Regions from separate parts of the Homo sapiens genome. Here region 2 is linked to region 1. A link is a loop called in an ENCODE intact Hi-C map of the cell type or tissue named here. Cell type or tissue: MCF 10A. All regions are shown on one strand. Region 1 overlaps PHYHIPL (phytanoyl-CoA 2-hydroxylase interacting protein like). Region 2 overlaps BICC1 (BicC family RNA binding protein 1).

What was found. A loop is a pair of places that touch in the nucleus more often than their neighbours do. Peaks named below come from ENCODE experiments on the same cell type or tissue, not always from the same donor. Only the 100,000 strongest peaks of a DNase experiment are listed, where the experiment ranks them.
Region 2: it touches region 1 in a loop (7-fold over the local background); 4 of 110 quality-filtered maps call a loop at or near these places.

The regions. Positions count from the first base shown.
Region 1 is chr10:59,239,769-59,242,268 of GRCh38, reverse strand. The region is part of intron 4 of PHYHIPL (phytanoyl-CoA 2-hydroxylase interacting protein like); the gene reads right to left. Among named protein-coding and RNA genes, the nearest start is that of PHYHIPL, 64 kb to the right of the region's middle. In MCF 10A, a CTCF peak has its summit at 1,510 (motif pointing left); a DNase peak (open chromatin) is centred at 1,468.
Region 2 is chr10:58,530,115-58,532,614 of GRCh38, reverse strand. The region is part of intron 1 of BICC1 (BicC family RNA binding protein 1); the gene reads right to left. Among named protein-coding and RNA genes, the nearest start is that of BICC1, 18 kb to the right of the region's middle. RefSeq lists a silencer at 1,204-1,263. In MCF 10A, a CTCF peak has its summit at 1,312 (motif pointing left); a DNase peak (open chromatin) is centred at 1,334.

The sequences.
Region 1 (2,500 bases):
TGCTAACATACTCTAGATCAGAGAGAGAAGGGGTGTCTCATTAGTACTTGACATGTGGCTTCACACACTATGAGGGCAAGCCTCATTTTCTTTGGGCAGTGGTGGAAAATCCAGGCTCCCTATTCAGGCTTCTCTGATACCACCCTAGCAGAGGATGGAAGGAGAAGGGTGTCCCCTTACAGATGTGAGAGGATAGAGGTCTAGGTTCCTCACTTAGCCTTGGCTGGTACATGAGGGACTACGGTTTGTTTGTTTTTTTCCTATACTGTTTGCCTGGGGTATGGTGGTTATTGTCTAAAAGGTTTCTGTATTCAAAGTCATCTCAGTCTCTTTCCCAATCCTGTGGGTAAAGGGAACATACTTTCTGGTGTTCTTTATTTCTTTTTTGTCTGTGCTCATTGGCACAGACAAAAGAGATATCTTTGTATCCCATTAACATATTGAAGTGCTCAATAATGACTGTTTCTTGAGTGAAGAGTAAACAATAGATAGATGTGGGCGAAATAAGGAAAAGAGAATCTACCCATCTTGTCCCTGTTCAAAATTTCTCGCCCTTGTTACATTCTCATTAACAAAATCCAAATATCTATGATATGTGTCCTACATGGATCTATAAGTGCAATTACATGAAATAATAACAGCAACATATATATAAACAGAAAATATGTACTAGAACCTACACTTTGAGGATATACAATTTGACACCAGAGGTAGAGGAATTCCTACACATGTCTACCAATCTCAGTGAATTCCTGAAACCCTTCAGATATAAAAGGAGTTTTAAGGACAATTAGACTACCTAGTGAATATGAACAAGAGGTAAGAAAGAAAGTGGTGTTTTCATTTGGAGTATGGGAAAGTAATGTTCATTTAGGAATTCATTTCTAGAGGAAGAGGTCAAAATGAGTTGATTTCTTATGGACTGAGTAAGTATTTATCCAGTTTTTCATAATTCAAAATGGATTATAAACTTTGGAAAGTGTATCCAGTAATTAAAAGTTTCCTTTCTATTCAAGCATTCTGAATAACAAGATGATATTTAAAATGGATTTTAATCAAGGAAATGTGTCTTAATTAGAGTTAATGACAAAAAGAAAATCAACATCCATGGAATTTATGTCTACTACTTTTTAATAAGGCTTCTTAAAAAAGCAATGTTGAAAAATTATACCACTCTGTGGAAAGTATATTTATTTATACGTACTGCACCAAGACATATTTTACATGGATTTTATAACTATCATTATGGAAAACTTAACAAAGGTAAATTTTCTTGTTAGTAAACACAGCTTTCATACTGGTAGCTGGGAGTAAAATCATGCAATATACACAATAATTATCCATTTTCTAGGCACTCTGTCTTTATTTATTTATTCTTGGAAGCATTTTTGAAAACAGATGAAGCAAACTTTAGATTACTAAAGGACCTAAAAACAAAGGCCAGTTCCCATCTAAGGGACAGAGAAAAATCACAGAGAGATACTGCCCTCCAGTGGCCACCTAAAATAGATATTGGCAATGTTCCAGGAATATAAACCTAAAATCAAAGATGTAATTATTTATTCTTTTGATGTATTTCTTACCAAAGACAACAGAAATATGGAGGGGTTTTTTTTGTTTTCAAATTTTATGCGTAACAAATACAGACAGTCCCTGACTTATGATGGTTTGGCTTACAATTGTTTGACTTTATGATGGTGTGAAAATGATGCACATTCAGTAGAAACTGTACTTTGAATGTTGATCTTTTCAACACTTTTTTTTTTTATAAAATAGACTTTCTGTTAGATAATTTTGCCCAACTGTAGGCTAACGTAAGTTATCTGAAAATGTTTAAGGAGGCTAGGCTAAGCTATGATGTTTTGTAAGTTAGGTGTATTAAATGAATTTTCAACTTGATATTTTCAACTTACAATGGGTTTAACAGGACATAACCCCATTGCAAGTCAAGGAGCATCTGTATAAAGAAACACCTTCCTTGCTAAGTCTATATGGTCATTGCCAATCCACAACTGACAAGCACAATAATTTATGTTATATCTATCAGTCTGTACTCTCTAAATTAGGTGAATGGTATCTACCAGGAAATATATGGACTCTAGGGTATATACCAATTGAGAAAATGAAGGACTAAACTCTGTATTTATAAGATATTCAAACAAATGGCAGGAATATTTTTTCACCATCAAAATATATAAAAATACATTCTATTGCTAAGTACTTAATTTGAAGAACACAGATGCCTACGTGTGTTCTTCTCTCTCTGATTCCTGTTGCATTTTCCACAGCTTGAAGCTGATTTAAATCTGGAACCATGGTCTTCAAACAAACAAATACAAAGAACACAACAAAGTTTCCTAAATATTTTTCATACATAGTCCTGTCAACTTAAGATGCTTTAGAGTCTGAAGTGAAGCTTTTAAAATGATAAATTATAGGGAATGCTGTGTAAGAAGTTTTACAACCTATATAGCATTTGCCATTTTAAAAGCCTTAGTGA
Region 2 (2,500 bases), 710 kb after region 1:
TTGATGTGGATGGTCTGCTGCCATGGGCCTCATCTTCATCATCATCTCGTCCCTTCTTAAAATGAATTATCCATTTGGAAGCAGCTGATTTCTTTGGTGTACTATTCCCATAAATTTTTTGTAAAGTATCAATAATTTCACCATTCTTCCACCATGCTTCACCATAAATTTGGTATTTGTTCTTGCCTCAGTAATAGCAGAATACATGTTGCTCTGGATAGGGACTCTTTTCAAATTGATGTCTTACCCAAATCAGCAGGAATTTATTTTAGTGCCAAAAAAAAGTTTGAAATCCATGCATAGTTTTTTTTTTCATAATACATACCGTCCACAAACTTTTTGAAGATCCCTCATATAATCTCATTCCACTCTGTCCTGCGATGCTTCCACTGAGAAATGTGTGATATTCTTATGGAAAGTCTCTGTATATACCACATTGCCTTTCTCCTGTTGCCCTTAAGATTTTTGTTTTTGGAAAGTTGACTAGAATGTGTCTTAGTGTGAATTTCTTTAGTTTCATCATGACTGTAGTCCTTTGAGCTTCTTATATTTGGATATCTATTTCCTTTTTCACATTTGGAAGGTTTTGGCTATTGTAGTTTGAAAAATATTCTGTCCCTCATTTCCTCTATATTCCTCTTCTGAAATTCATGTAATGCATATATTGATTCACTTGATGGCGCCCCATAAGTCCCTTAGGCTTTCTTCATTTTTCCTTTTTCTTTTTGTTCCTCTGACTCAATAATTTCAAATGACCTGTCTTTGAGTTTGCTGATTCTTTCTCTTGCTTAATAAAGTCTGCTGTTGATCCCCTATAATTTTTTTTTTCAAATCAGTTACTGTATTCTTCAGCTTCAGAATTCCTGTTTAGTTATTTAGAATTCCTGTTTGGATCTTTACAGTTTCCATCTCTTAATTGATATTCTCATTTTATTCACAGTTTCATTGTATATGTTTTCTTGTAGTGCACTAATTTAAAATGTTCCTTTTAAACTATTTGTCAGGTAATTCACAGATCTCCATTTCTTTTGGGTCAGTTTACGGACAGTTATTTTGTTCTTCTGATTGGACCATATTTTCCCTGTTTGTGTGCCTTATATTTTGTTGTAATTTTTGTATTTGAATAAACGGTCACCTCTTCCAGTCTTTACAGACTGGTTTTGGATGGAAAAAGATCTTCACCAATCAGCCCAGCTAGAGATTCTGGCGGTCTCTCAAACCTTTTACAGAGATGAATTTTTTCTGAGCCTATGTGTGTAATTTCACAACCAGACAAAGTTTTCTGGTTTCTTTTTCAGGAGTCTACAGTCTCTTGCACCCTCTGGTGTCTGTTTGCAGTACTACGGGTATTTTGGTACTGCCACCAACCGCTGAGCTCTCTTGTTCTCAGCAGTCCCCAGGCAATCAAAGTATGCCTATTCCTCATCAGCACTCCAAGTCAAGCAAGGCAGAAACCAGTCACTTGAGTAGTCTCAAAAAGCCAGCACATTGGACATAATTCCATTTTACTCTTTTTCTCCCAAGGGAGAAACCAGTCACTGGACTTTTTTTCCTCATCATTAGCTGTGGTGGCTTGGGGAAGGGGCCGACTCAGATGAAATGAAACAGCTTTTCTTACCTGTTTCAAAACCATGGTTCTTGGTTTTAAACTGGAGTTCTGTGACTTCATAAGTGATTTCTGGCCTTCTCATAAAGGCTTTATTGGACCACATATTGTTAAGTCAGTATTTCTGTAGGGGTAGAAGTCTGGTGCTCCCTATTCCTCCATCTTGCTGACTGCAGACAGGCTTATTTTTGTAATCTCATAAAGCATTCTCTACATGAAGAATTTACAGTAAGGAAGTTTCTTTGATTTAGAACAAAGGTATGAAATATCTTAAACGTCCATTTCCGCCTCTCCCTTTCTGATTTTCTTTTTTTTTTTTTTTTTGCATTTAAAGTATATAAAGACATTGTACTGGACACACAATCTTATATACCATCTCACCTTCATCTCTGATTCCAGCGAGGCTACAGTAAACAGTTCGGCATAGGTATCAACCCACTTTGGGGTAACAATGTCTCATCTCAATCTTACACTAAACATACTTCTTTATTACTTCCCTAGGAGCTTGTTAGATATCTATACGTCTAAGTCTTAAGTGTATTAACACAGAATCGCAGGAAAGGCAGGCCCCAGAAGGCAACCCTTGACTCTCCTCAAGGAGGGAACAGAAGCTGACAGACCAATGCCTCTCTTTTTAATTCCTTAGGTGGACAATTTAGGGATATAGCTTCTGGGCCTCACCAGAAGTAGTAGTCATCCTCAGAAGTAACAAACTAGATAGTGCATCATTGTATTGGCTTTGCCTTTTTCTATTTGATTCTTCAATTCCCTCATTTCACTTCTTGGTCTTGTGGGGTGGAGGTACGTGACCCAGGCTATGATGTACATTAATCAGGGCCTTACTCTACGTGATCTCCTTTTGTTTTCTGTTAAAAAATACAGATACGTTTCCTC